Regions from separate parts of the Homo sapiens genome. Here regions 2 and 3 are each linked to region 1. Evidence: chromatin loops called from intact Hi-C (ENCODE). Cell type or tissue: PC-9. All regions are shown on one strand. Each heading gives the region's core, and the rest is flanking DNA. Links, peaks and the distances in the headings are about the cores only.

The links. A loop is a pair of places that touch in the nucleus more often than their neighbours do. Peaks named below come from ENCODE experiments on the same cell type or tissue, not always from the same donor. Only the 100,000 strongest peaks of a DNase experiment are listed, where the experiment ranks them.
Region 2: a loop joins it to region 1, with 18 times the contacts of the local background. A loop is called at or near these places in 7 of 110 quality-filtered maps.
Region 3: it touches region 1 in a loop (9-fold over the local background); 98 of 110 quality-filtered maps call a loop at or near these places.

The regions. Positions count from the first base shown.
Region 1 is chr3:98,808,150-98,819,109 of GRCh38, forward strand. DCBLD2 (discoidin, CUB and LCCL domain containing 2) reads right to left here. Exons shown (of 16, transcript NM_080927.4): 9 at 9,620-9,744; 10 at 4,183-4,333; 11 at 3,319-3,405; 12 at 3,045-3,170; 13 at 1-25. Among named protein-coding and RNA genes, the nearest start is that of ST3GAL6, 50 kb to the left of the region's middle. In PC-9, for the core only: CTCF peaks have their summits at 4,859 (motif pointing left), 5,064 and 9,488 (motif pointing right); DNase peaks (open chromatin) are centred at 5,092, 7,102 and 9,502; H3K27ac peaks cover 2,354 bases.
Region 2 is chr3:98,329,481-98,340,440 of GRCh38, forward strand. No RefSeq gene overlaps it. Among named protein-coding and RNA genes, the nearest start is that of OR5K4, 19 kb to the right of the region's middle. RefSeq lists enhancers at 1-455, 7-86, 147-266. In PC-9, for the core only: CTCF peaks have their summits at 4,695 and 4,894; a DNase peak (open chromatin) is centred at 4,721.
Region 3 is chr3:98,597,068-98,608,027 of GRCh38, forward strand. No RefSeq gene overlaps it. Among named protein-coding and RNA genes, the nearest start is that of CPOX, 8.9 kb to the left of the region's middle. In PC-9, for the core only: CTCF peaks have their summits at 5,190 (motif pointing right) and 5,397; a DNase peak (open chromatin) is centred at 5,204.

The DNA.
Region 1 (10,960 bases), core at 1,547-9,546:
ACAAGAACTGCAGCCAGCGCTACATCTGAAGTTACAAAGACAAAAACAGACAAACAAAAGCCATATTAACACCAAAGGCAGAAATCACTAGGGAAAATTAACCACATCATCTTTCAACATTTTTCTACCTCACGGAAATACCATAAACATTATTTGTCAAGACTGGGCATGTGGTGGTAACTGTAGAAGCTTTTGCAGATACACAAAAGCTTGTTACACTATTCATTCCATCTGTGTAGAGATGTGAAATTTTCCTAAATTTTTAAATCACTAAAATAAAATTGAAAGACAAATGAAAAATTGGGAAAATATATTTTCTACATATGAGAAGAGTTACTTTAAATAATTATTATATTGTAGGGCATTACAAGCCAAATCCAAACATTTAAGAGAAAAATCAGCAGAGATTAACTAGTAATACATTAAAAAATACAAGTAACCATTAAATATGTTAACTTCACTAGTAATCAAAGAAATACAAGTTAAACAACCAACACAAAAAAAGTTAAAACAACAAAATACTACTTTTGCTAATCAAAGTGGCAAATATTTAAAACAACAACTAATTGATGAACAGGCTACCAGGAAACAGTTATTTTTTAATGGAAATATAAACTGATGCTATCTCACTGATTGGCATTTTTGGGCAATATGTACAAAAATCTATTGGCAATTCCATTCCTAGAATTTATTCTCAGAAACTAAAAAAAGATGCATCCTTAAAGATGTTCTCCCTGTTTCTGCGTAAGAGTGAAAAATTGGAAATAATCCAAATGCCCAAAAATGAGAGGGAATAAATCATGGTATCCTCCTTACAAGAGAAAATAATCCAGCAATTGAAATGACGTTACATCATAATGGCAAAACATTCATATATATATATATGGGAAGGTAACAATGTGGTGTTAAGAAAGTCAATTGGAAATGTGTGTGTGACCAGGTCAGAAGCCAGCATAATGCTGGAACTGGGAGAGATTTAGGGATCATTTAATCCCCTAATTTCACTCCAGAGATAAGGAATTCTGGGCCCAGATATAGAAAATGATCTGCCTAAGGTCACTTGGGATATTAGTTTCTTCCTTTGTCGCTCAACCCCCTACTTGCCATGAAGATGATAATAGCAGCACCTGCTGATATTTACTGGGGGCTCAGAGCCGGACACTGCAATGAGTCTAACCTGCACCATCTTCTTTATTCCTTAAAACAACTGTATCCAAAAGAGAGAAAGAGGCTGAAGATACAGGAGGGGGAGAGGATAATCAGTAAGATTGGGTCCCTGAGAGGTAGATCGAGGGGAACCAGGGCACAGGTGATATAATCAGCCTTGGGCAACATAAGGAAGCCCCCTTTTCACTGCAGTGAACAGAGGATACAGATAGGTTTGTAGGCTCCACAAAAAGGGAGTTTCACTGGAAGGAAACTCCCTACTTTCTCTGTGAAGTTGGAGCGGTAACTGAGAGTGGGTGAAGATATCTGGGTGAAGGGCTTGAAAATAAGGGGAATATGTAAAATAGCTACAGTTGAGAACAGACAGAAGAGCTACTGCAGCCTTTCAGAAGGTCAGCCAGCTGGTGCCACGGGCCCCACTGAGGGAGGACCTGGAAACTACAGAGGCACAAATCTGACCATGACATAATCTTTTCCATGAAATCACTCTCAGCCTGGCTGTAAAAATGGAGAAGTCCATAAACAGAAATAATGACTTAGACTAGAAAGCACTCAGAATTCACAACGGTAAATGTGCTTTTTCCATAAGATTAGTGAGACAAGAGAAGATAATCAAGTTTAGATGGATGCTGTGTGATTTAATCAGAGGCTTTAAAACATCTTCTTAGGTTCAAAAAATAAATTTATATACTACCATCCCCCTAAAAAAGAGACAGGAGGTCTCTGAGAAGACCAACTCATTCTTTGTTATTCTTTTTGGGCATACAGGGATCCTAATTCTGGAAGGAAATTATTTAAGGACTCTTTTTAGCCTTGAGGGTCTGAGATGCAATCAGATTTTAAGATGAGCAACACTTTTCAGTGACTGATCTCCATCCAGGCATGTGGTCTGGGATTCTGCCTTAGTACATGCCTTCTGACAACTGGTAAGCAGTTAAAAGATGCTGAGATCTCCTGCCTCTGAGAACCCTTGATTCTCTCTAGCTGTACCTGCAGCATGAGAAAGTAATTCATCTTTGTGAAAATACTTCAGAAGATGGGAAAGAACCAACATGGGGAAAGTCAGAGAAAGTTATCTGAATCCAGGCAAACTTTCAAAAAATGAGAATGACTGAAGTTCTATGTGGCACAAATTACTTTGGATGAACGGCTTTCTCTCTCTGCACTTTCCTGAAAACAAGGAAGCTTTTTATGTGACAACTCTGATACTTAGTCTACTATGACACTGACACTTTTTTGAATTCAATTGAAATTTTGTTTTTCAACAACTAGTAAGACTACTATGTTTTATGTATTTTGAGACCTTATTTATCACTGATAACAAAACTTGAAAGTAAATTCTAATAAATTTCTATTTATGATCTTAAAAAATATAATTGCAAACACTTAAAAAGAGACCAAAGTTTTTTTTTATGAATATGTTAACTATGAGTATTTTTTAACAATTACTAGTTTCTACTAAAAGTTCTGTTTTTATTTTCCCCTTTTTGCCATCAAGTTCCCTATCCATCAAATTAATATATTATCAAGGGAAACAAGTTTGTTTCCTGCTATGATTTCAGTTATTTCTAGAAAATATTGTATTTCTAAGCCTGAGAGTCAACATGTTTAGCTGTAAGGAACAATAAATCACAAGAGGAGGCCTGCAACACAGTGGCCTTCTCTAAATATTTAAAGAGCAATTCTACATGGCAGCAGAGACTACAACTTAGATCAATGCAGTCTTTTCCTATGAAAGAAAATAAATTTTTTTTTTTGCTATACTTAAAAACTATAGTTGGAAGAAAATAAACTGAAGGTTTAAAAATGCCCGTGAAAACTTCAGTTAAGAACAAAACAATACTATGTACTAGGCGTTCATTTCCATGTTTGCATACCTTTGGTTACATTTGGAGTTACGGTAGTATTTCTGATATCAGGACTGGCAGTTGTTTGTTCTGTCTGTGCAGGAAATTCATTGCTACTGCGAGGTTGTAGTGGTTGCGTAAATTTTGGGGCACGACCTTTAAAAAAGTTTCAAAAGCTCTTTACTTTTTAATCTGTACCAACTTGATTAACATAAACTTATTTGATAATGCTTTTAATATATTTTTGGAAAGTTGCACCATAAATCCAAGGAATATCAAATTCTCACATTAAAAACAGGCATACCTTTGGCTATTTTTGGAGGGGCTGTAGTGTTTTTGAGGTCATTGCTGTTCCGAGGAGGTGGAGGTTGAGTAAGTTTTGGAGGACGACCTTGAAAAATGGTTTAGAAAAATTTAAACATTTTGTTTTTAAAAATCATAATTAAAAATAGTAATGCTAAATGTCTTCAATATTTCCTAAAGTATTTAATTCTGCAGAATAATTTTAACTCTCAGAGAGAAATATATTGGAAGGATAAATATTATACTCTGCAATAAAGGCACAAATATGCCAGGATTTCTCAGTTTTTAAATAATTAAATCATCTGAAAATAATCTTAGGAAGAAGAATAATGGGGTGGAAAGTGATGTTGAATGCTAAAGCTATAAAGGAGTCATCCACATTTTGATACAGTACTTATTCAATTCATTTAATAGTTATTTATGGAGGGCCAACGATGTGTCAGGCACTGTGGTAGCCTTTGGGCGTACAAAAGTAAACAGTATATTAAAATGTATAATATTGAGATAAATTATTCTTGCTTTAAATGTATTGTTACAATCTTTCATGCTTATGTTAAACAAATATTACAGTACATGACACCTGATTTAAAATTATTAGGATTGAGATTAAATTTGGAAAGTGATCTCATTTACATTATCTTATGAATGATGCTATTTCTTCTTCCACTTATAATTTTGGAAACCATTCTTATAACTAACTTTTTAATAGGGTAACCATTTTTTTTAACATCCCTTTAAGAAGATATTGTAATTAGAGTTTAACCAGAAAGACACTCACATTATTAATTACTCTCTCTGAGAACAGCAAAACCATTTTAAATTGGCAATCCAGTAAAAACATATCTTAAACGAACTGTCTCTTTACCTTTAGGAATAAACTGACATCCGAGCAGCTCCATTTTCATGGCAATTTTCTGCTGCCATTGGGTAGGATTCACTCTAATAAAACGTGCAATAATTGGTGGCAAAAAGTTATTACGCACATCCTGGTGATAATCTTTGTTTCCTTGAAATATCTTTAAAAAAACAACAAAAAATTGGTACTTCAAATCAATAGAGGTCAGGGCTAAATTTCTCCACTTAAACATGTTTTTGTTCTTTGCTCTAGGCCTTAAATTACATCTGGAAAGTATGATAATAAGGATCAATTTTTAAGAAAATAATCATAATTTGGAAAAATATTAAGATGCTGCACATTTTTATCAAAAGTTTATGAAACAAAAATATTTAATATAGAAATGATTTTAAGATGATTTAAGAACTTAACAAGAGGGCTAACTTGGCATTTGGGTAAAAGGTTTCAAATCCAGTGAGACAATTTATCCTATTAGTAAATCAGTAACTCTAGTCCTGTGGAATTACCAACTATTTAAATATATTAATTTTTATTTTTAAAGTAAAACAAAATTGATCATGCCAAGTCTTAGGGGAAATATTTTGCTTGTGTACTTTTCATAATTTTTCTCTCAACAGGCTGAAGGTGAACATATACTAACAAACATATAACAGATATATACCTCCACCTACTGGATAAACTGCATAAAGACAGTTCTCCTATTATCCCGGTTTTTGTTCCATGCTGCTATTTAAACTAGAAGTGACTTTGAAATGCTATTTTATGCTTAAATTATTAATTATTTTTAGAGATAGAGTCTTGCTCTGTCATCCAAGGAATGCATTGGCGGGATCATAGCACAATACAGCCTAGAACTCCTGGGCTCAAAAGATCCTCCCACCTCAGCCTCCTGAGTAGCTAGGACTACAGAGGCGCATGCCAACATGTGTGGCAATATTTACTTATTTATTTAGAAAAGAGGTCTCGCTTTGTTGCCCAGGCTAGTGTGCAGTGGCGCAATCTTGGCTCACTGCAACCTCTTCCTCCCAAGTTCAAGCAACTCTCCTGCCTCAGCCTCCTGAGTAGCTGGGATTACAGGTGTGCACCAACACGCCCGGCTAATTTTTGCATTTTTAGTAGAGACAGGGTTTTACCATGTTGACCTCAAGGGATCCACCTGCCTCAGCCTCCCAAAGTGCTGAGATTACAGGAATGAGCCACTGCACCTGGTGATTTTTTATTTTTGTAGAAAGGGGTCTTGCTATGCTGTTCAGGCTGGTCTCAAACTCCTGTCCTCAAGTATACTCACACCTAGACCTCCCCCAAAATGCTGGAATTACAGGTGTGAGCTACCACGCCTGGCCTGTGACTAATTTAATGCTTGTAACTAACTAGCAACAAATGCATTATAAAAATAATCCCTAGGTAAAAATATGAGTTTAGGTGAGTCTCATTCCCTTAACTACTTCAAGCAAATAATGATAGTATCTTACAATGGACCAGCACTTAATTATTTATAAAACATTTTAATGTAACTAATTCAGACAACCCTATGAAATAGGAGGGCACAGGAATCTGTAAGTGGATTGCACAGCTAGTCAATGACAGGGCAGCAACTTGACTCTGGGTCTTCCGACTTAAGTATGGACTCCAATAAGCTAAAAAGAGCCCTGTTTGTTCTCTAGGTCAGATCAACTAGGTAGTTTCTAAAGACCATTAATAAGCATATATTGCCTAAAATCAAAGTGATTTTTTTTCTAATCAGCTAAGATGAGATTAAGTAAATGTTTAACTTCTCAATCAAGCTATTTCCAAGTATTGTGGCTCTATTTCTTCTTGGCTAATTCACTTGGCATTAGACTATAAATCTCGAAAGATGTGTTAATATCCTTCATTTCCTAAAAAGTTTGTTTTGCAGTTACAATAACTTCCATACTAGTGAGCTCCCGTGATTTCCTCAGATATTACTCTGAAATAAAATGAAAGGCAATTATTTTCATTCTTACTATATTAGTGGAACAGGGACGATAACAAATCATTACTTTAACACATAAAAACTATCTTTAAGATATTCCTCTATATTGCTGTCTCAATTTTATAAAAACTGAGTAAAAAAGATTTGCTATAGTCAACCTATGAGCATTTACTGAGAATCCTCATGTACAGAGAAGTATGTGAGGTGTCATGAAGAGAAAATGGATATGGTTGCTACAGTTCCCACCCTCAAGAAACTTAAATTTTATTGATTACCACACATAAATATGGCATAATGTTAGAAAGTGATATATTATGAAAACAAATTGTATATATATATATAAATCCCATTTTCTAAAAACAAAACCAAATGCAGTCTCTGCGTACTCATGCACATGTGCAGGCTCAGAAAAGGGGTAAAATGAATACACCAATTACCCTTGGGTTGGAGGTGATGAGGGAGCAGATGGACTTACATGAGCGGGAAAAGACTGTTAATTCATACAATTCAATGTGAAGATTTGCATTTCTGACCATAAGAGTAACGGATTAGACTTATTGTTCAGCCCTATACGTACCTGAGAAACTGGATAACAGGCTGCCTTGGGCAATAATGACGGAAAGAAGGGAAACAAATAAGGTGAACCCTGCTATTTATTGCCCCAGTACTGTCTATAGAAGAGTTTCCAGGCCACAGTGCAGGGAGAGAGATCCCTAACAGAGCCTGCCGGTCTCACTGAGTTGCAGAGACAGAGCTGAGAGTGGGAGGCCAATAAGGTAGCTAGAATTTGTAGGCAGAGATTAGGAGAGAAGAGAGCTATAAAGATAGAGTGAGTGAGAGAGAGAGAGAGAGACACTTCTAGAATATATAAGGAGTTATCCCTTAAATCTTCAGCTGCATGTAAAGAAATGACCTATGGCCAGTAAAAGAAACACTGGAATGAGTCAGCAGGACAAGTCTCACAGCTCCGTAGATCTGGGAATTCCTTACACTGCCAAGAGGTAGAACAGAGAAACCTCATAATACATGGGATGCTGCAGTGAGTACTTAGAACAGTATTGTCTCAGTGGGGGAGAAAAATAAGAAAACTGAAGGCTGTCCAGGTCCTGCCTAATGAAGTTTAAAAGCAAGCCTTGAAAATATCACATTGTTTCCAGTAGCTTAACTACATTCCAGAATAAAGCTCAAAAATACTTAAGGGAATATTAATAACAAAAAACCCCAGCACCAAACAATGTAACACAATGTCTGGCATCCAATAAAAAAAATTCGGGCAGGTAAAATATGATCCATAATATCAATCAACATAAAAAGACCCATATATGACATAGGATAACATTAGCAGATGAGGATATTAAAAGAGCTATTATATATGCTCCATGTTCCAGAGATAGAGAAAAGCATGAGCATGTAAAGACACACTGGAGACATCTTAAAACTCCCAAACTGAACATCTAGAGATAAAAAATACAGTATCAGAGATAAAAATACATTGGATGGGATTAACAGATTAGACATTTCAGAAGAATAGATTAGTGAACTTGAAGACAAAACAGAAAACTTTCAAACTAAAATACAAAGAGAAAAAGACTGAAAAAAATAAAGAACGGAGCATTGGTGAATGGTAAGATACCTTCAAGGGTCATAATATTCATAAAATTAGAATTGGGGAAGGGAAATATTTGAAAAAAAAAGAACTACAATTTTCTAAATTTGATGCAAATCATAACCTACAGATCCAAAAACCTCAAAGAACCCCACGCAAAAAAAAAAGAAGAAAAATATAAAAAAGCCACATCAATCAAACTGCTTAAAACAAATGATAAAAAGAAAACCTTAAAAGGAGCCACAGAAAAAAAGACATATCACATATTGAGGAACAGAAATAATAGCAGAATTCTTGTCAAAAACAATGCAAGCCAGCAAACAGCAGACAACGTATTTCAATTATTGAAAGGAAAAACCAAAAAAAAAAAAAAACCAAAAAACCACTGATCAACCCAGATTTCTACACTTAGAGAAATTACCTTTCAAAAATGAATGCAACATAGAATCTTTTTCAGAAATATCATTTAATGTTTAGAAGTTTTTATAGTATAAGCCTGAACAATTCTTAACATTCCAAAAATTTAGCTATATTCCACAAGCAAAATAAATGTGATACAAATGAATATGGATGTGGCAGGAGTAAAGAGTAGTCAAGTTTAGGGGCATGAGGTAGAAGATATGTATGGAGACAGTATTGTTATTTTCTTTAACAGGGAGAGGCTCACCAAAGATGAAGTTCATGTGACGCCAAGTAGAAGAGAAGAAAGAGGCCTTGAATAAAAGCAGAGGAGTTAAGATGCATATGAAAGATAATGAGCCCCTGGAGGTTTTTGAACAAAGAGATGAGAAAAGTAGTAATTGAAGACTTTTTAGCAAATCATACATGATAAAAAACAAAAATATATAATCAAAATCAAACTCATAGGAAAGTTTGAAAAAATGTCATCATTGTTTCAGTTCTTTTTTTTCCACTTTGAGACAGAGTCTCCCTCTGTCGCCCAGGCTGGATTGCAGTGGAGTGATCACAGCTCACTGCAGCCTCAACCTCCTGGGTTCAGGTGATTCTCCCACCTCAGCCTCCCAAGAAACTGGGACTACAGGCATGCGCCACCATGCCTGGCTAATTTTCTGTATTTTTAGTGGAGATGGCGTGTTGCCATGTTGCCCAGGCTGGTTTCAAACTCCTGAGCTCAAGCAATCCCAAAGTGCTGTGATTACAGGAGTGAGCCATCATGCCCAGCCCCATAGTTTTGGTACTGATGGGAGACATCTATCTTCCTTAGGCACAAGGACTTCTCCATTTAAAGATCAAAGGGATACACATCTGAATAAGACCCATCTCTGCCTGCTCCCCACCCCTTATCATTTCCTCTGGCTCATTCCAGCATCTTCATAAATTGTTGCTAACTAAAACAAAGATTCCATAATTAGATGCTAGAGCAATTCTTCATGTAAGAAAAAACAGAAGTTTCCCAAGATGAAAGTTGGTGAGATGATCTTCAGATGAATTTTCATCTCTAATATCCTATAATTTAATGCACGTTGGTTTTCAGCTTTTTTCTTTTTTTACCTCTTGCCTACAGAGTAGAAATCTGGGAACAAAGGCTCTCCATCATCTGGTGAATTGAAAAAAGCTTCATAAAAATAAGAAATTACAAGGTCCCTTTTAGACTTTCTTAATAAAGTGTCTAAACAATTCAATTAAAAATGCAATGACAAAAATCAGAAAAGTACTCACCGTTACAATCACCAAAAGGAACCTAGAACTACTGAGAATTTTCTAAAGTCAGTAGAGTAAGGCCAATAACACTACCTAAAATAACCACAAGAGGGTAGTATAAGACATTCTAAACTTCTACATCTCTTTTATACAGGAGAGCTCTGTGACTTGGCAACCACCCATTTAAAAAATGTTTTTTAAAAATACCTTGGTAATCATTTTACCTTATCTTGCTCCACACCAGGCTCTCTGTACACAGTCCATTTCTGCCCATCATCACTGTACAGGATTCTGTAGGCAGACACATAGTAATTGTGCTCCACCATGGTGGATCCAGTGGTTATAATGCCTGGGGAATGAAGAGTTGCTTTCATTAATGCACATGGTCTGATTCCCTAAGTTTGTTCAGCATCAAAGTATAAACACTTGAAATGCACAGCTCGAACATTTCTAATTATGGCTCATTTCCATATCCAAGTGCACGTTTTTGTCATAACAATTACTAAATCCTTGGCCTTATTCCCTTGGAGAGAGAGGAAGGATTATGGGTGGGCATTAATTAAGTAAAGAACTATTCTGTTTTGGTGTCTTGTGTTTATAACGTCGTAAAATAGATTTTGACTACTGGGTAAGATGACTTCCTGGGAATGAACAGATTAAAGATGATTATTGGTATTATTTACAGTACCAAAACAAAATAAATATTTTAACAAAATTAAACCAATCCCAACCAATTATTCCGACCATTTGCTAAGTTCCCCTAAATTAAATTTATACTCTCCACATGTGGAAAATTAATGATCTCATCATTTAAAATGGACTCCTTTAACATAAATTTCTCTTAATGACTGTAGGAGACCGTTATTTTAGATGTCTCAAGACCACTTTACTGAAACACTACCTTAAAAAAAGAGTCTCATTACAATGGAAACAAAAAGCTATTACGAATTAAATACTGTGATGGTTAATACTGAGTGTCAACTTGATTGAAGGATGAAAAGTATTGTTCCCAGGTGTGTCTGTGAGGGTGTTGCTAGAGGAGATTAACATTTGAGTCAGTGGACTAGGACACGCAGACCCACCCTCAATCTGGGTCGGCACCATTTAATCTGCATCAGCACGGCCAGAATAAAAACAGGCAGAAGAAAATGTGAAAAGACTAAACTGGCTTAAGTCTCCCAGCCTACATCTTTCTCCCATGCTGGATGCTTCCTGCCCTTGAACATCAGACTCCAAGTTCTTAGCTTTGGGACTTCTGGACCTTTGACCATAGACTAAAAGCTGCACTGTTGGCTTCCCTACTTTTGAGGTTTTGGGACTCGGAATGGCTTCCTTGCTCCTCAGCTTGCAGATGGCCTACTGTGGGACTTCACTTTGTGATCATGTGAGTCGATACACCTTAATAAACTCCCCTTTATATATACATCTGTCCTATCAGTTGTGTCCTTTTAGAGAACCCTGACCAACACAAATAACTCCTTTTCTCTGCCATGTTTCATAAAATGTGTCTCTAGTAATATTAACATCAGTGAAGAAAATATAAAACCATATAATTACAATTTTAA
Region 2 (10,960 bases), core at 1,423-9,422, 480 kb before region 1:
CCCTACCTGGCCTCTCCCTAAGGGAGCCCCATGGCCTGAAAGACTTAGCAACAACAATGACAACAACAAAAATCTTAGGCAGAGTGCCAGCAATCGGAGGTGACTTCCCAAGGCCCACGAGCAGACCTGGTGAGGGGATCACAGCTCTTCCCTTGCACCACAGAACAGATAAAAAAACGTGAAGATACACAAAGGAACTGCATGACTAAAGCCTGTTTACTGTCCATTGCCTTCAGGCGCCATCTGCTGGATCACATCCCTAACCACACCACCAAAAATTATTCTCCCTCCCGGAGAAACTAAGAGCAAGAATTCAACAGATCCTATTCAGCAAGAGATCCTGTCTCAGCAAGAGATCCTATTCAGAGCCTTAGCCCTCTGAAAACTTCCAGAAACTAAGCCAATTTGGTATATTCACTTTATACCAAAATTAAAGGAATACCACCACTTCTAGATGATAAAGAATTAGTACATGAACTCTGGCAATTCAAAAAGCCAGAATATCCCCTTACCTCCAAATGACCTTACTATCTCCCCAGAAATGATTCTTAACTAGCCTAAATTGTCTGAAATGACCATACATTGAATTCATAATCTGAATGGCAAGGAAGCTTATCTAGATTGAGAGAACATTGAAACTCAATCCAAAGAAGCCAGGGAATACAGTAAAATGATTCAAGAGCTAAAGGATGAAATCCCCATTTTAAGAAGGACCCAAAGTAAACTTCTGGAGCTGAAAAATTCACTATGAGAATTTCATAATATAATTGAAAGTATTGCCAGCAAAACAGATCCAGGTGAGGAAAGAATCTCAGAGCTCAAAGACTGGGTCTTTGAATCAACTCAGTCAGACAAAAATAAAGCAAAAAGAATTAAGAAAAATGAGCAAAACCTCCAAGACATATGCTTTATGCAATAGACCAAATCTAGAACTCATCAGCATTCCTGAGAGAAGGAGAGAGAATAAGCAACTTTGAAAAATATACTTGAGGAGATAGTCCATGAAAACTTTCCTAATCTCACCAAAGAGGTTGACATGCAAATCCAAGAAATAGAGAGAATCCCAGCCAGACACTGTACAAGACGAGAATCCCCAAGACACACAGTTATCAGATTCACTAAAATCAATGCAAAAGAAATCATCTTAAAGTCAGCCAGAGATAAGCAGTAGGTCACCTACAGAAGGGACAGCATCAGGCTAGCAGTAGACCTCTCGGTAGAAACCTTACAAGCCAGAAGAGACTGAGGACCTATTTTCAGTGTCTGTAAAGAAAAGAAATTCTAACCAAGAATTTCATATCCTGACAAACTAAGCTTCATAATTGAAGAGAAATAAAATCCTCTCTGACAAGCAAATGCCAAGGTAATATATTTAAACGAGACCAGCCTTACAAGAGATCCTTAAGGGAGTGCTAAACATGGATTTGAAAGAATGACACCAGTTACCACAAAAGCACACTTAAACACATAGCCCACAGGCACTGTAAAGCAACTGCACAATAAAGTTTAAATAGCAATCAGCTAACAAAACAATGATAGGTTCAAAATCACACATACCAATACTAACCTTGAAAGTAAATGTGCTAAACACGCCACTGAAAAGACACAGAGTGGCAGGTTGAATTAAAAGTCAAAAAACCATCTCTTGTCTTCAAGAGACCCATCTTATAGGTAATGACACCCACAGGCTCAAATTAAAAGGGCAGAGTAAGATCTACCATGCAAACAGAAAACAAAAAAAAAGAGCAGGAGTTGTTATTCTTATATCACATAAAACAGACTTTAAACCAATAAAAATTAAGAAAGAGAATGAAGGGCATTGTATAATGATAAAAGGTACAAACCAACAAGAAGCCTTACCTAGTCTAAATATGTATGCACCCAACATTGGAGCATCCAGATTCATAAGAAACTTCTTCTTGGCCTACAAAAAGGCCTAGACAATCACACAATAATAGTGGGAGACTTCAACACCCACATTGAAAGTGTTAGATCATCAAGCAAAAAGCAAGCAAAGAAACTCCGGACTTAAACTGAAAACTTGACCAATTAGACCTAATAGTCATCTATAGAATACTTCACCCAAAAACCACAGAGTATAGATTCTTCTCATCTGCACATGGAACATATTCTAAGATCAACCATATACTCTGTCATAAAGCAAACCTCAATAAACCAAAAAAATGAAATTGTACAAAGTGTACTCTTGGACAACAGTGCAATAAAAAGAAAATCAGTACTAAAAAGATCTCTCAAAACGACACAAATATCTGGAAATTAAACAACTTACTCCTGAAAATTCTTGGGTGAACATCAAAATTAAAGCAGAAATAAGAAGTTCTTTAAAATAAACAAAAATAGGGACACAACTTACCGAAATCACTGGGATCCACCCAAAAAGTTTACAGCCTTAAATGCCTTCATCAAGAAGTCAGAAAGGTCTCAAATTAACAATCTAACTTTGCACCTAAAGGAACTAGAAAAACAAGAACAAACCAATTCCAAAGCCAGCACCAGAAAATAAGTAGGTGAAATTAGAGAACTTAATGAATTTGGGATGCAAAAATCCACACAAAAGGTCAATGAAACCAAGAGTTCATTCTTCAGATGAATAATTAAGACTGATAGACCCCTAACTAGATTAACAAAGAAAAAGAGAAGATCCAAGTAGGCACAATCAGAAACGACAACATAGAGTAAAATCACACACTGTCTTTCGTATAGCATTTGCGGTCTGGACAAGGTATTAGTGAGTGTAGGAGTCTTAACATTTCAGACCTGGGCTTCAGCTTTTCTTCACCCACAAAGCATGCTTCTCTTTTACTATTATCAGTTATTAAAAAATTCAGTTTGGTTCTGGTTAGCTTGTATTCAAACCATAGTCCTGGGATATGGAAACCAAGGTTATTCTTTGTCAATCCTTATTATGTATCAGGCATTGTTCTGGAAAAATGAAATCACCTGGAAAATGGAAAAAACTGGAAAAATGAAATCACCATTATTTTTTAAATGGAGAAGATACAGGAGAAATATTAAGGGGTGGCAATTATAGAGAAGCTCGGGTTTGGCCCGGAAAAAAATTGAGATGCCTATTAGACATTTACATAGAGATGTAAAGCAGGCAGCTGAATATACTAATTAATATGGTGAATCTGCTAATCTATAATCAAGGAGCTAGTTTCTGTTTTTCTCACTGCAGAACTTAAAGAAAAACAATGAAAGTTTTCTACTACTTTCATTTAAATCAGATCAATCTGCCTTTGAAAGTAATCTGATCTAGTCCAAGATAAACCCAAAGCATCCAAAAAAAGAAATCCCAGCATAAACCTAATATAAAGATTGAAGGTGTTGGGAAGATCAGGATTAAACATGGAATCTTCCTACTTTCAGTCCCACACCTGAAGACAGAAGGAAAAAAAAAAAAAGAATGAGCGTGAGAGTTCTAAGAAAAGGAACCAAGAAAAAGACTAGGGAGAGAGACAGGAGATGAGGAAAAGAGAACTATTTAATTCAGTACAAGTGCTAGAGCTAGAGATTGGGAAAGAGAAGAAGGGGTTTAAAAGGGAAGAAAAGAGTCATAGTCACTTTCTAATGCCTTTTACCCACTAAAGTTCCCTACTACATTAAAAGTGAAAAGAAATCAAGGCTTTCATTCATGAAATTAAGAATAATGGCTTATTCCAGTTTCTTTCAATCTATTTATTATCTCAAAGTTTGCTATTAGAGGCTAGTCCCTAATATTTAATACTGATTTTTCATGTATTATATATAAATAAATAGCTTCAACAAATCTGATACAGGGGACCCAGAGACTCTTCTCTTATTTTATTATGAAATGAAGGGGAGGGGCATCTTCATTTATTTCTCAGAACAGAAATGACTAAAATATTTCTTTTTCTGAGATTATCATCATTAGTCTTTGAAAAAATGATCCATCCACTGAGAGTCACTGGAGACAGTATCCTGATTAATACTGTAATTCACTTGTTAACCCTGGACATACATAGAAAATTAACACTCCCTGTTCAAAGTATCATAGTGAATCTGAGAGTCTTCACTAGAGAACTTATTAAAAGTTTGATGCTTAGAGATTGGGAATTGGGAAACTTCTGTAATTGTAAATATGTATTCATAATTTACATGCAATACTCAGCAGACATTATTAGGGAATCAGTAGGGATTTCTTAGGAAGGGTAACATTGCTGTCATCAAATGAGAACACTGTTTAAGTAATACTGAGGAGACCCAAGAGTCAATCTTGGCATGAAGGAAAGAGGATTTCTTCTCTACTCGGGCACTAAGCCAAGCTGACTGCACATTCACACACCCTCATCTGCTATCAAGCTCATTAGAGCAAGATGCTAGCGATAATGGCTGTTCTCTGAAATTTCTTATAACTCTACTCTGTTCATTCTAATTCTTAGCACTTATTCTTTTCCCCCACAATATCTAGCTCCATGCTCTATTGCACATCTTACTGGAGATCCCTTAGATGTGGTAGGGGATCTAACCAAATCTCCAAAGGAGTGCTCTTATTTTCCTTATCTGAATCCAAAGCTGATCACAGATTACATTAACTGAAACTTGTATCAAGAGTTCATTAGTACGTCTAATTACACCCCCCATGCCCTAATCTCCCTGAACTTATTACATACAAGAAATGGACAGGGCAGAAGTAGCCTCAATTATCAATTACGGCAAAAGAGGGTGCTGAAGTACATAAACTCTAGGCTTAGACTCCTGGGTTTTGAAGTCTGGCTCTACCACTTACTAACCATATAACCTTGACTAAATCAGAAACTCTCTCTGCCTCTTTCTTCGTTTGTAAGTGGGGAGGGGTGAGAATAATACCCCCTGTAGAACTGTAGAACTGTTCTGTAGAACTCTGTTATGAAGAGGTACAAGGGTGACCATTGTGAAATATGTAGGGCAGAGTCTGGCAAATAGAGCCCAGTAAATGCTAGTCAGAACACTCTAATGTTCTTGACAACACTGAAGCCTTCTTGAAAGCACACACTTATTCCAGGTCAGAGAAGAGGCTAATGACAAATGGACTTGTGGAATCTTTCATTATATATAGGTATTGAACACTCTGGTGCATAAGCAGGTTCTTTTATGACTTTCTAGAATGTTGGAGCACTTTTTAAATTTCAGCTTTTATTTTAGATACAGGGGGCACATGTGCAGGTTTGTTACCTGGGGATATTGTATGATGCTGAGGTTTGGGAAATGAATCTTGTCACCTAGGTAGTGAGCATAGCACCTGATAGGTTAGCTTTTCAATCCATACTCCTCTTCTTCCCTCCCCACTGACATAATTTTTTTTTACTTGGTTGGCATTTTGTTCATTTAGGCTCACTGCAACCTCCGTCTCTCAGGCTCAAGCAATTCTCCTGCCTCAGCCTCCTGAGTAGCTGGTATTACAGGCGTGTGCCACCACGCCCAGCTAATTTTTGTATCTTTAGTAGAGATGGGGTTTTACTATGTTGGCCAGGCTGGTCTCGAACTCCTGACCTCAGGTAATCTGCCTACCTCAGACTCCCAAAGTGCTAGGATTACAGGCATGAGCCACTGTGCCTGGCCGACAGACCCATTCTTAAATGAGTCGTAGGTTCAGGTCATCCAAAAGGGGATATAGCAGTGCCATCTCCAAGCCACTCTCAATAAATAAAATTTAATTTCTATTTAATATAAAAATACAAATTACAAATATAATGCATAAAAAATTATGTAAACAAAAAACAGCTTGATGAATTATTGGGGAGTGAAAACTTATGTAATAATCTTAAATATCAAGACATGGAACATTTGGTGCCCTCTAAAACTGTGTGTATTTTTAAATTGCAACCTCATTCCTTGCCTTATCATCTGCCAAAAATTACATTTTTCTTTCCTCATTTCTGATTCTTACACATTTTACTTATATTTCTTTTCTTTTTGTCTTATTGAATTGACTAGAATATTTAGTATAACACTGAAGTGATAAAAGCAGGCCTCCTCATGTCATACGTGATCTCAAAAGGAAAAATTCAAAGTTTTACTATTCAGGTGATATTTTCTATAAGTTTTTGGTACTTAATTTTATTAAATAATGTATTTTCTATTAGAAGTTATTAATAATGTTATCATATAAATGTTACTAAATGTGTCCAATATTTTTTGCATATTTTCTTTTAATTTATTAAGGGGGAAAAGTATAGTAATACATTTTCAAACACCAAAGCAGCATTGGAAGAAACCTTGTTGGTAATATTACAGTTTTTGTATAATGCAAGGTTCAGTCTGCTGATTTTTAAGTATTTTAATGTATATGTTCATAAATGAGACTTTCCTGTACATTTTCTCTCTCATAACCAGGTTGTGGAAACCTCATAAAATTTTGGAGGAGTCTATTCTCTTTTTGCATTTCTGTTTTCTACCAGTTTTAGTTTTATGATCTATGGGGAAAAGGTTGTAGACTTCTAAATGGCATCATGTTCCTCCGTTTAGAGACTTGCACTAGTAATTAAGTCAGCTTGTTTTCCCCTGGCAGAGAGAGAATCATAGAGTTTACACCTTTTAGAAGTTGGTATTGACAGTCGTTTGAGAGGTTCTATTGACAGTACCAAAGACAAGGCTGCAAACCCCTCATAGATACAATATATTCCTCTAGAGATGACCATTCTCCTTTTGTCAGTGATCTACTCTTACTGGAATGTGTCTTTGGCATTACCCATTATAAAACAGGCATTTGGGGTATTAGAATTATTTGATTGCTTTTAGTGGTGAAAGCTGGCTCCACCAAAGTACACTAACAGACTAGTCATTTACTCCTGAAGGAACTGTATCTAGCTTCAGTAGACTTATGAATCCAAAATCACACTAGATGAAAAGGTACAGCTCAGATGTAGAGCATTTGATTGCAAAATCACACTAGTCAGTGCTGAGGGCTGGGGGGCACTGGGAGTCAGCATGAACCTTTTGCCAAAGACTCTAGTCTGCATATATAGGGATACTTTCCTTACAAAGTCATTTTGCTTTAGGATCATATGGCCATTATGGCACTGCTTAAGATAAAGCCCTCTCTGAGGCTCTCAAAACAAGTTTTTGTTCTGTACTCAATTTAAGTATAGATTTATGTTTGCTCCCTTTATGTATCTGAACTAGTAAGAACTTCATATGTACTAATATATCCATATACTAATGCAAAAATCCAAATAGTCACACAAAGCATATGGCCTCTTTGTTATCAGTAAGGTTGCTAATAGTAGAATTTGAAATGTATCTCATGATCTCAGCCCTTAACTAATTGAGCTGGATTTTATATTTGAACTGGATTGATAGATGATTTTCAGTTACTCAATTCATGTATCAGGTTTGAAGTCTAGTACTATTTTTATGCCAAAGCTAGACAAAGACATCACAGGAAAGAAAAACTACAGACCAATATTTACATTGGACATAATCATAAAAATCTTTAACAAAATACTAGCAAATTAAATCCAGCACTATTTAAAGTATAATACACCATGATGAAGTGAGGCTTATCCCAGAAATGTCAGAATATTTAATATCTGAAAATCAAATCAATTAACATAATATAATATACCAATAGAATAACGGCAAGAGACTATATTAATATCTTAGTAGAAGCATTAAAGAGTATTTGACAAAATTCAAAATATATTAAAAATTCTTAGCAAACTAAGAATAGAAGAAGACTTCCTCAATCTGATGAAGTTCACCTATAAAAATATATACAGCCAAGACCATACTTAATAGTGAAAGAGCAAATGATTTTTACCTAAGGTCAGAAATATTCTCATTACTTTTTTTCATTAGTGTACTCAAGGTCTTGGTGCTATAAGGCAATGAGGAGAAACAAATGTAGATTGGAAAGAAAGAAGTAAAACTATCTTTATTTACATATTACATAATTGCTTAAGTAGAAATTATATAAGATATATAAAACTAGTAAGTTAATTTAATGTCACAATACTGTATAAACAAATATCAACTATTTCTACATATTAGCAACAGAAAATGAAATTAAAAATAGAACACCATTCATAATAGCATATAAAAGTAGAAGCCATAGTACATTTAATAACAAATGTGCAAAATCTGGTACACTTAAAAAATACAAAAATTGCTTAGGAAAATCAAGTAATATCAAAATAAAAATGTTGAAAGACTTAATATTGTTGGGATGGCAAGTCTTGTGAAATTGATCTGTAGATTCAATGCATCCTAGTCAAATACCCAACGGGCTTTTTACATTTTACAGAAGTAGAAAAACTGATTCTAAAATTTATATACCATCTGATTTTAAGACTTACTCTACAGCTACAATAATCATTGCTACTGCAATAAGTAAAAACACACATGTATTTTAATGGAATAAGATAGCTTCCTGCAATAAATATACATTCATATTGTCAATTGATTTTTTACAAAGGCACCACGGTAATTCAATAGAGAAAGGATATACATTCCAATAAATAGTACTGGGATAACTGAGTATTCAGCTGGAAAAAAACCTAGCCTTGAAATTTTACTCACTTTGTGACCAAAAATGCATTCAAAATGGATAATGTGACCCTCATCTGATCACTATACATTGTATATATCAAAACATCACTATGTACTCCATAAATATGAACAATTACCATGTGTCAAGTAAAAAAAAAATAAAATATGGATGATGAATTCAAAAAACATAGGCGCCCAAATCATAAAACTTTAGAAGACAATATAGTAGAATATCTTTGTGATGTTAAGAAAATATTTTAAATAGGACATAAAAACATAAAAGATAAGAGAAAAAATGTTAAGTTGGGTTAAACTGGACTTCATCAAAACTAAAAATTTTGTTGAAAGATTACCTTAAACATTAAAAAATATAAAAAGTCAAGTCACAGATTACAAAATATATGTCTGACAATGAGCTTGTAACCCGAATATATAGAAAATTTTTATAACTCAATACCAGAAGGGCAAATAAATGAAAACACATGGGCAAAAGAGTTGAACAGACACTTCATAAAAGAAGATGTAGGAGAAACCAAAAGGCACTTGAAAAGATCCTCAACCCCTTGCTCATTAGGACTATGAAAAATTAGAGCCACCATTAGATATCACTATACACCCACCAGAATAGCTAAAATTAAGGTCCAATAATAACAAGTGCTGATACTAATGTGGAGAAACTGGAATCTTCACATAATTCTGAAAATGCAAAACTAGGACAGCCACTTTGTAAAACAAGAAGCCACTTAAAATGTATACTAAATATACATTTACCACACAAACCAACAATCCCACTTCTTGGTGTGTTACCAAGAGAAATGAAAGATCATTTCCACACAAAAACTTGCATCTGTATGCAGATAGTAGTTTAATTCACAATAGCCCCAAATTGAAAACAACCGAAATATCCTTTCACTGGTACATGGATAAGCAAATTGTAGCATGCCACACATACAGTGGAATATTACTGTGGTAGTCAGAATCCAGTCAGGGCAGAGGAACCACTCAGTAATTTTAATAGGGAATTTTTGCTAAAAAAAATCCCCAACTGCTATCAGGAGGTTAGCCTTTAAGAGGGGATAAAAGAGAATGCTAAAAATACCCTAGGGCTGAGGGACAGTTCCTAAGGGAGGAACAAACTTGGAAAGGATCTTCCTCAAAGCTGTGAATCAGGTGTTTCTGGAGAGTGTATTTCTGCTACCTACTGGATGATAAAGAAATTTGCTGGATTGTGCAGGTCAGAGCTTGTCAGCAACCTTTGATTGAGGCTGGTGTGGCAGGAATTGCAGGCTGAGACCAGGAATGACAGGAACCTTTCTTCCAGGGAGCTGGTGGACCACAGAACCATACCTTGTGAGGACATCACAGGCAAGGTTGACAACAAAAGTTACTGGATGGTAACTGCATGTCCGTCATACATGTCACTGGAAAGTGTGCAATGGGAGCAAAAGGAGTAGCTCATCACATCCAGTAAGAGAAGTCCTTTTCTCCTAAAGTATATTTAAAGTGTATTTTACTGGTAAAACTTAATATTTTGCCAGCTGAGAAAGGAATGTTGACAGGGTTCAGCTCTAGTATCATAAAGCAAAGAAATTAAGGGAGAATTTGAAACTGAGAAACCTAGTCTATCACTTTGGCTATTCAGCTTCCATGTGCACCTTACTGTGTGCATTTGGACAACTGTACAGCAATAAAGCAACTCTATATCTCTGCCTGACAAGATAGGAGAAGAGGTACCATCCCAAAAGTCATTGTATTTGTTGCCAGCTGTATTAATTACTCTTAAAATTCAGTCATGGTCCCATTGAATATTCTTTTGCCTAAAGACTAAATGGAAAAGTTTTCTTCCAACAGTTTCTATGTAAAAGATTAATGAGAAAAACAGAGAAGAAAATGGTTAGCATATACCAATAAACACATAAGTATAACACTGATATTGTTTGGCTATGTCCCTACCTAAATCTCATCTTGAATTCCCATGTGTTGTGGGAGGAACCTGATGGGAGGTAATTGAGTCATGGGGGCAAGTCTTTCCCATGCTGTTCTCATGATAGTAAATAAGTCTCATGAGATCTGATGGTTTTAAAGAGAGGCATTCCCCTGCACAAGCTCTCTCATTTTTTTCCTGCTGCCATCTATGTAAGATGTGACTTTCTCCTCCTTGCCTTTTGCCATGATTGTGAGGCTTCTCCAGCCACATGGAACTGTAAGTCCAATTAAACCTCTTTCTTTTGTAAATTGCTCATTCTGGGGTATGTCTTTATCAGCATTTATCAATGAACTAATACAACACATAGAAAGAAAGTGGGTAAAGACACTAGTCTTCATTTCTGTAATTGGTCATGAGGCTAAAGTCGATATCTGTGACCTTTTCCTTTCGCTTACACATTCTAAGTCTCCCTTGCCATCAAACAAAACCTCACCTAGTTGGAATTCTTTTCCTGGTGGAGTG
Region 3 (10,960 bases), core at 1,821-9,820, 210 kb before region 1:
TGTGATGAGCAGAAAGTACCATAAATGCCCACCAGAGGGAGAAATTTTTGAATATGATTCTAGGGTTTTGAGCCTACATATCTAAGATTAACAAAAATAGGGAACTTAGAAAGAAGAACTAGCAGGTACAGAGCAGGAGTTTATAGGGAGGACAGGAGATAATCAGTTTGATAGAGACAATTCTTAATAGAAGTATTCCCACCAGTTTAGCTAAAGCTCTCTGGCTGTTCCATTTGCCCAGATACAGGAGCTTCCTGGCCACTCCATCCCTTCAGTATAAAATGCTCTTACCATCCATTCTCAGAGTCTTAAAAATGTTATGGGCCAACCAAAAAGGTGGGTCATTTGAGAAGATGCTGATGACAAAGTGTTGGGATATATATAGGTGTTCCTCCTGTGAGGCAATCAAAGAACAATGGGTATTGGGTACATGTTTAATGGTCCTCATCAGGCAGCAATAAGAAAGATATTTAATATTGTTCCTGTACCTGCCTCCATGATGCTTTCAGGGCACTTGCAACCAGTAGTACTTGCTCAAGAAACATAAAGCTACTTCCATTCATGTCATTGAGAGTTCATCTCCTCTGGTGGACTGGAATACTCTCTTGAAAAATACACATTTAAGACCTTTTACTTTAGACCCATATCAATATCCATGTAAACTTAGGAGTCAAAAATCAATTCCCTTTGTTCTCTGCATCTATCTAGAGTGATCTTTTCCCCCATGTCTAACTCTTTAGCCTGGGCCAGGACCTATTTCTAGAATTAATGAGGTTGAATGAATGCAGGAGGAGGGAAAAGCACATTTGAAATATTCTCTTACTGCAGACTTACTGCAGACATGTTGAACTTGAGACATTAGTAGCTATATAAATGGAAACATGAGGCCAGAAAGGGATGAGGGCTGGAGAGAGAGATTTTTGAGATACCCATAGTGCTGGGATGATGAGCTCATTCAGAAGAACTCTTACAACTAAAAGATAAAGGGCTTGATGTCAGAACATGGGACAACAGTCACATTAGGGACAAAAAGCAAGAAGTCTTGGGGCCTTGAGTGTGATGTCACAGAAACATGGAGGGAGACAGCACCAAAGAGGAGAGTGGGGTCAGCAGGCAGAAAGCTTTACTCTCTGATCATCCAGAGAACAGAAGTACCGAGTAGAGGCTATGGGAAATAATGAAGTCATTGGCTGCCTTTGAAACAAGAGTTTCGGAAAACCTGTTGGGGTGGCAGCTGAAATGAAAGAACATATAGAACAACAGTAGCTCAGGGTGGGAAGTTGTGATGTTGATCTTTTATTTGGAGTGGAAGACTAGAGCATGGTTCTGTTTGTTTTTGCTTAAGGAAGTGAGGCAGCAGAGAGAACTAAAAATACAAGAATATGTGCCACTCAGAGACCTCATGGTCAGGCTCAAGGTTTGTTTTACTTTCTTCTCTTCCCAAATTGCACCATTCAGGCTGCATTCAAGGAGTATAAAGGTCAAGGGGAATGAGAAAGAGGATTGAGCAAAGGAATAGCCATTTGGGGTTCTAATATATGTACCTTCAACGGATCTGGCTTGCTTTCTCCAAATATTTGTCCTCACCTTCATTCTAACCAGCACTCAGGCAGCCTTCCTGTGTAAAACAGGAACTCAACTATAACTGAAGGGTTATGAGAACTTTGTAGGGTAACTGACCAACTTTGTTGGTCAAACTGAGTCCTGAATCGTTTATTCTTTCTATAGACATTTACTTAGCACCTTCTATGTGTTAGGTTCCAATCAACCCCATAAGGTAGACAGGACCACTATTGTCACTACTCACATGATAGATTAGAAAACTGAGGCTTAGATGGGTTTAGTGATAGACCAAGTCTAGACCTTGTCTCTAAGGCTCTATTAATGTTACAACATTGCTCTTCATCTGACCCAGAGTCATTGTGTGCTAATACAATGTCAATAACATTTACTAAACACCTGCACCTTACTAGGAACTTCAGGACACACAGAGGAGCTGCCAGCCTTTCCCATCCTCCTAGGAAAAAAGGATTCCATTTGAGCCACCAAATAATCTCTTCAAATGAACTATTACATAGGCATTTGTAATAGTTGTGGGACCATGACAGTGACCTTGCAAGCAGAAGCCAGACATATCATTCTTAATAATCAATAGGAAGAAATTAGGATTGTTATGTGATCTTTAATATATACATACTTTTTGAGACGGAGTCTCGCTCTGTTGCCCAGGATGGAGTGCAGTGGCACGATCTCAGCTCACTGCAACTTCTGCTCCCAGGTTCAAGCAATTCTCCTGTCTCAGCTTCCCAAGTAGCTGGGATTACAGGCACACGCTGTCAAGCCTGGCTAATTTTTGTATTTTAGTAGAGACGGGGTTTCACCGTGTTGCCCAGGCTGGTCTCGAACTCCTGAATTCAGGCAATCCACCTGCCTCAGCCTCCCAAAGTGCTAGGATTACAGGCATAAGCCACCACACCCAGCCGTGATCTTTAATTTAATTTTTAATAGAAACATTAAAAACTCAGTTACTGTAGGTTGTAGATGAAAAACAGTAAAACTACTTTTGTTGGTGCATTGTAATTTAAAACATTAGAAACATTGAGAATTAATGTGTTTTATTTTTTCACACTTCTATAAAGTAGTTTGAACAGTGCCTCCCTTCTTTTTCTTATTGTATAACTGAAGATATGAAACAAGTATCTTTTCTATGCCTCAGTGAACTGTCAGACTTTCTAAGTCTGGATCAGCTTTCAACATTTGATCCTTTGTGCCTTCAGTGTTGCGAAATATTCTAATAGTTTCTTTAACGTGAAATGGGTTTTTTCTTTTTTTTTTTTTTCCAGCATCACTTCCTCTGAAATATCTTCATCCAACACAAACACTTTCTTCACATATGTCAGTAAGTTTGCCTTCACTAAGTTCCTGTGATGGTTAATTTTATGGGTCAAATGTACTGGGCTATAGTGCCCAGATATTTGGTCAAACACTATTCCAGATGTTTTTGTGAGGAAATTAACATTTAGGTTAGTAGACTTGAAGTGAAGCAGATTGTCCTCCAAAATGTAAGTGGGCCTCATCCAATCAGTTGAAGGTCTGAATACAACAATAGACTGACTTCCCCTGAGCAAGAAGGAATTTTGCAAATTCTGTCGCCAGTTGGCCTTCGGACCTGAACTGCTACATCAGTTACTCCCTGGATTTATTCTGGCCCACCCTGCAGATTTTGGACTTTCCAGCCTCCATAATCCTTAAAATCAATCAACTAATTCCTCTCTGTCTCCATATATGTAAACACATATACATTCTGTTGGTTCTGTTTCTCTGGAGAACCTTGACTAATCCCGTTCTTCTGGGTGCATATCTAAGTGCCTCAAAAGGCAACAATGTTAACATTGCCCTGGTTAGCTATTTATTCAGTAATTCCATTTAGGTTCAACTAGAATTTCACTTCCAGTTTTGTTGCTTTCTGTTTCTTTGCTGCACTTTCATCTTTGTTGACCAATTCCTTCTTTCAATGATCCATTTTTGTAAAATGTCACATGCGTTTATCATGGGGCAACAAAGAAACAACATAGCTACACACTTTGCATAAATTGTGCATAAACTGAATAACAGATGGGCACTGACCAATCACCAACAGACTTTGAAAAAAAGTAGCATGATTGGTCGTGAACATGATGCATTTATGTTATTTATGTAGTGATTTGTGGACTGAAGAGCTAGCACCAGATTTGTACTTTACACAACTTTACACAATTACCCACAGTTATCTAATGTGGTAACTGAAATTTGAACTCCATTGGGGAGCTGGTGATATTTAACCAAATCATGATAACGAAATGTAATTTGTGCCTCTTGGAATCATGCAATGCCATGACTGCCTATATTTACTTTTGAACTGATGGCCTAGGTTCATAATAAAGAAGTCTCTACCTACCATGAAGGACCATGTACCAAAGAAAACAAGGTTCTCAACAGAATCAGCAGCGTCTCCATAAAAATTCTAGTATTTTCTTAACTTGAATTCTTAAAATAATGGAGACTTATTTTTCTGCCTATTTTCAGTGAATAATTGACACTTGTAGAATCACATAAAAATATACAAACAGAAGAAATGGTTTGTGGCAGAGACAACTAGTTGTCCAACAAAAATCCATTTTTCTCTTCTTACTTTAATAATCATTCTCCAGGTTTCGTGGAGCATATAGCAGCTTCAGCTAGCAGCTATAGTAGAGCAGAATGCTTCCACTACACTCATATCCCCTCTTGAAGCTTATGATCAAATCCTGGCCAGTAGGATGTGAATAAAACTATTGTGTGTCACTTCTGAGTTTATTCTTAAAAGGAATAAATGTGCTTCCTCTGGCCTTTTCGCTACTGGCTAGGATACAGCTGTGAAGGCATGAAGTGGAACAGCCACTTTGAACCCAGAAATAAAATCTGTGTGTTGAGTGAGGATGACAGAGCAACACTATGCATTTTGGACTATGACTCTGGAAAGTTCAATCAGACAGAATGAACTTCACTTTTGTTTTAGCCACTGAATTTTGGGGTCTTTTGTTATAAACACTAAATTATAACCTAATAAATACGTGAATGGAATCCTTTCTGAGAATAACCAGTAGCCTAACGTAGTAACATAGGGAGTTTATGCACATCACACTAAATAGTGGATGGATTATCTCTATTCTAACTTTCACTTAAAGATGACAGGAAGAAAGACTGAGGGCCTCAAATGTAATGGCATCCCCTTATGAGGGAATAAGCTGAGCGCGGCCTACTGAAGACAATTAATGGTCTAGTGCAACCAACATAGAGAGGATGGATAAAACCTGACTCTTGCAGAGTGGATGTGATGTTTTCCACTTAGCATTTGTTGTGCACTAAGGCTATGAACCTCCATTCTTAACAACAAGCTGTATTGGGAAGGGGGGCCTCCAATATTTAAATTGAATTTCTAGGAGCTGCTGGGGTCTAACCAGAGAGACAGCGTTTATGGCAATACTGTGTTTATAGAATTTGTGTCAAAAATAAATTTAAGGTGGTACAAACCAGTTTAGTCATCGACATGAATATAATTTATCCAACTACAACCACTGAAATACGTGCATAATGAAATTTGGCTCTTTTTTACAGAGCACATTAGAAAACATGATACATCAACAAATGTGTGACACTCGTGTGTACACTAGAGGGCACTCACCTACTAATTTGCAAACCAGCATCTAGAGCTTGGGATCTTGTTAAAAGTGTATGTTTCGAGGCTGTAGAGGAGCCTGTGAACCTGCTTTTTAATGGGATACTCTCTAAGAGCATAGTTAAGGGAATGGCTCATGGAGTCTGATGGCCAGGGTTTGAAAACTGGCTTTGCCATTTGTGAACTTAGGCAATTAGGTAACCTCCCTGTGCCTGGATTTCCTCATCCACTGGATGAAGTTAGAAATAACATTTCCCTCTTAGGGTAGTTGTGATGATTAGATAAGTTAACTTAGAACACAACCTAGTGCCTAGCAATATATATTAGCTCTATTATTATAAGTATTATTTTTAATAATCATATTTATTGATTGTATAGCAGGGGACCTTAGAGTCACTCTTGAGAAATACAGAACTATTTTAAAAATTTAAAAAGGGGCCAGGCACAGTGGCTCACCCTGTATTCCTAGCACTTTGGGAGGCCAAGGTAGGAGTTTTGCTTGAGGCCTAGAGTTCGAGAACCCTGTGAGCAACGTAGAAAGACCTCAACTCTACTAAAAATTAAATAAATAAAGTAGTCAGATGTGGTGGTGTACGCCTGTAGTCCCAGCTTCAGGAGGCTGAAGCAGGAGGATCGCTCGTGTCCAGGAGTTCAAGGCTGCATTGAGCTATGATTGCTCCACTGCACTCCAGCCTGAGTGACAGAGACTCTGACTCAATCAATCAATCAATCAATAAAGAAGGATCCTCTTAATAGTGAGTACCCAGTCAGGCAAAGACCTCATGTTCCGACTCTTAGCTACAGTGATAATGGAATGGCAGCAACAAAAATTGCAGAATAGAAAATGGAGCGAAATGAGGCTGGTCTTTTTATGCTCTGTTAAAGAACTTGTACATTATTCATAAGTCCATAGAAATCCATCAAAAGGCATTAAAGCAGAAGATGGCTTAATGAGGTTTATATCTGAGATAGATTATTCTGGAAGTGAAATGGGGGGGTGGGAGGCAAGGGAAGAGAGTGGAGGCAGTATATCGGGGAGGTCAGGTAGATGTAATGCTGCTCCTTTTCCAACCAAGAAAGGGTTTCCAGAAAACTTTAGGATTATCCACAACAGTGACTCACAATAATTTGAACATTATAAATCCTTCCTTCTTTGGAGTTCAAACCAGAGCTCAAGCTTGTAATAAAGTACTCTGCCTCAACCACACCCCGCTGTTTTATACAAACATATAGGATAGAGTACCTGGCAGGCATCCTCCCTAGGTTTTGAGCAGCAGATCCTGCAAGGAGAACTCCTGTGAACTATGCAGTCACCAGAGAAAAACTGGACTGTTCTCTGTAGCACCAGAAGCTGAGAAGGGGGTACATCCAGCATCTCACCTGGTGATCCTGTAGATGTTGGGGTAGATTTTCAGGAACTGTGGCAGCTTTGAAGTGTTTGACCTAAGAAATACTGAAATAAACTTCAGTTCTGCTTATCATGCCAGTGGCTAGAATGGGAGGAGCTGCCACAGGGGTGGGAGAGGCCAGAGGAGGAGAGGTGATCTAGGGTTCTTATCTAGGGTTCTGCTCTCCTTGACTCTGCCTAGAATTCTGATGCCATTCTGATACCATTAAATTATCAGCACCAGGGAAAATAACAATATGAGTATTTTCTCTAGTACCTGAGGAGTGAGTATGAATGATTGCATAAGAAAGGAATTCATTCCTGGGGGTCCCTCTGCCAGGAGCAGTTCCTACTTATGTACTCAGCCAAGTTTTATGTATCACCCGCATTTCTTTTTTTTTTTTTTTATACTTTAAGTTTTAGGGTACATGTGCACAACGTGCAGGTTAATTACATATGTATACATGTGACATGCTGGTGCGCTGCACCCACTAACTCGTCATCTAGCATTAGGTATATCTCCCAATGCTATCCCTCCCCCCTCCCCCCACCCCACAACAGTCCCCAGAGTGTGATGTTCCCCCTCCTGTGTCCATGTGTTCCCATTGTTCAATTCCCACCTATGAGTGAGAATATGCGGTGTTTGGTTTTTTGTTCTTGTGATAGTTTGCTGAGAATGATGATTTCCAATTTCATCCATGTCCCTACAAAGGACATGAACTCATCATTTTTTATGGCTGCATAGTATTCCACGGGTATCACCCACATTTCTAATCTTTCAGCTGAAAACATACAAAATGTAAACAGTGAAACAGCTCTTCCTTCTGTTAGAGTTTTTGAGATTGCAGAATCATGGGATATTGTCTTAGACTGTTTAGAGCTAAAAGGAACCTACTCCAGTGGTTCTCAGACTTGATTTAGTATGAGATCTCTTTAAATAAAATCTTATGAAGAAGTCCAATTCCTATGTGAACAGAAAGCAGAGCTGCTTTTGTTGCAGGAGTGTTCTGGCTGGGCAATGACTCTCCTGTTTGTCAGCCTCTAACACAGGATTATCTGAATCACTTCTTTGAACCTCTAGGACCAAGAAGAGCTAAGTCTGAAAGTCATGATTAAATGAATTCCTCCATTTTACAAAGGACAAAAATGAGTCCCAGAGGGTTAACAATTAATTTAGTAGAGTGAAGTAGAGTGAGAGACCCTTAGGGAGGGTGCATAGAAATAAGCTGAAGGTCACTGGTTCAAATTAATGGTAGAGAATAGAGATTAGAGATATTTAGGATCTAGGCTCACCGTATCCTCCACCTCCCAGGTTCAAGCGATTCTCCTGCCACAGCCTCCTGAGTAGCTGGGATTATAGGCATGCACCACCAAGCACGGCTAATTTTGTATTTTTAGTAGAGATGGGTTTTCTCCATGTTGGTTAGGCTGGTCTCAAACCCCTGACCCCAGGTGATCCACCCACCTCGGCCTCCCACAGTGCTGGGATTACAGGCATGAGCCACCACGCCTGGCCAAGAAGAAGGTTTAATTTAGATCTAGAGAAGGATTTCCAATAGAAATGGATACAAAACTTTGCAACTTGGAAATCACTGACCTGGAATCTGTTCAATGTAGCAAAGCTGCATATCTGTCTAGAGAGAATGAAAACTAGTTTTAATTACAGCCTTATATTCAGGTGGAGACTATCAAACAGCTGTTAGTCACCATCATCTTTGGCATTATCAAACATCCATTAAAGGTCTTTACAAGTTAGACACAAAGGCGCTTTTCTTTCTGGACACAGTTTTTGCAGATCCATAGTTTAGACAGACAACAACATGGTGATTTTCTGATGACTTATGGGAGGAATATTACCCAGTTCCAAACTTTTTCTCTTTCCACTCTGTGTTGAAAATTAAACTCAAAACTCACTTGGTTCAGGAAATGTCTACCCACGTGACTCTGCTTGCCATTGTAGCAACTTTTATTCTTAATTTACTTTGTTGAACCTCTGTTCCTCACCCATAAGATAGCAATAAGAAAATTTCTCACTGTTTTTGTATGAAAAAAACGAAACAACCTATCTTAGCTGTTTAGCACAGTGCCTGACACTTAGCAATTATCTAAAAACTTTTAGTTTCTCCTCTGATGTGAATCACTGATGACTTATTAATTTGACTCAGTCAATTTTTTTTTTTTTTTGACAGCGTCTCGCTCTGTCGCCCAGGCTGGAGTGCAGTGGCGCAATCTTGGCTCACTGCAACCTCTGCCTCCCAGGTTCAAGAGATTCTCCTGCCTCAGCCTCCCGAGTAGCTGGGACTACAGGCATGTGCCACCACACCCAGCTAATTTTTGTATTTTTAGTAGATACGGAGTTTCACCATGTTGGCCAGGATGGTCTTGATTTCTTGACCTTGTGATACGCCTGCCTCGGCCTCTCACAGTGCTGGAATTACAGGCGTAAGCCACCGCGCCTGGCTGACTCAGTCAAATATTCTATCAAAATAATAAATTTTCTTATTATTCCTATCTTACCGGTGCATAACAGAGGTTCAGCAAAGTAAATTAAGAATAAAAGTTGCTACAGCAGCAAGTGGAATCAGGTGGGTAGACATTTCCTGACCTGTTAAGTTTTGAGTTTAATTTTCAACACAGAGGGGAAACAGAAAAAGTCTGGAACTGGCTAATGTTCCTCCCATGAGTCGTCAGAAAATCGCCATGTTGCTGTCTGTCTAAACTATGGATCTGCAAAGAATTACAAAAAGATCAAATTTCTCTTTATCTTCCCATCTTTTCTTTTAGAATCCACTCTAATTTCTAGGCCCTGTTACTTTTTGTTTCATCCATTCCTCCCTTTTTTCTTTTATTCTGGAATAATAACAACAATGTTAACTGATGATATAAAGAAAGTGGAGACTAAAGTTGATACCCATATTCAACACTGTAGTTTATCTTTAGTTACAAAGCTTTTAGAATTTCTTTTCCTAAAACATTCACATTTCTTTTTCTTTTTCTTTTCTTTTCTTTTTTTTTTTTTTGGGGGGGGGGGACAGGGTGTTACTCTGTTGCACAGGCTGGAGTGCAGTGGTGCAATCTTGGCTTACTGCAACCTCCGCCTCCCAGGTTCAATTGATTCTTCTGCCTCAGCCTCCTGAGTAAGTGGCATTATAGGTGCCCACCACCACACCCAGCTAATTTTGTAGTTTTAGTAGAGATGGTGTTTCTCCATGTTGACCAGGGTGGTCTTGAACTCCTAACCTTAGGAGTTTGCCAGGCTCGGCCTCCCAAAGTGCTGGGATTACAGGTGTGAGCATCGTGCCCAGCCAACATTCACATTTCTAATGCTTCTTTCATCTTTAGGTGGTTAGAAAACATCTTTTATCTTTAGTTAATAAATTCTATAGCTTTGACCAAGGGTAAGTATCTCTGAAGATAAACTTATGGTCAATTCAGATGAGCAAAACTTTACCCATGTTATTCAAGTGGAAATTCTAGAACTGAAAAATTCAATATCTGAAATGAAAAGTTTGAAGACGCACTTAACAACAGATTCAAGATTTCAGAAGTCTGGAGATTGAGGTTCTTGAGATTGAGGACAAATCAATAGAAATTATCTAATCAATATAATAGAGAAGAAAAAAAGATTGAGATAAGAATGGACAGAGCCTCAATGACGTGTGGGACAATATCAAGAGATCTATATATCCTTGTAGTCACAGAGAGAGAGACAGAAATGGGGAAATGGGGCAGAGAAAATATTTGAAGACATGATGGCTCTAATCCCTCCAAATTTGGTGGAAAACATCAGTTTACAAATATAAGAAGCTCAACAAACACCAAGAAGTATAAATACAAAGAAAATCACACTTTGGAATATTATAGTCAACCTCATGACCACCAAAGATAAAGAGAAAAGCTTGGAAGCAACCAAACATGAAGGACACATTCATACAAAAAGAAAAATAAGATGAACAATGGTTGACTTCTGATGGAGGCCAGAAGACAATGGAATGACACACCCAGAGTCCTAAGAGAAAAACAAATCAATCAACCCAGAATTCTATATCCAGTGAAAATATTCCTCAAAAATTAGGGTAAAATGAAGACTTTTTTTCAGATTTAAAAAAGTGGAAGGAATTAGTCACTTTCAGACTATAAAAAATGACTTTTTTTCATAATATTTTTGAAAAAACAACCAAATGATTAAAGCTAAAACAACAAAAATGTGTGACTGATTTCATAACATATGTGTGTATGTATATATATATATACATATATATAATGACAACAATAGCACAAAGGATGAGGGAGGAGGCATACTGGATTATTCTGTTGTAAAGTTCTTAACTGTATATAAAGTAACTGTATATATACAGTATATACTGTATATATAC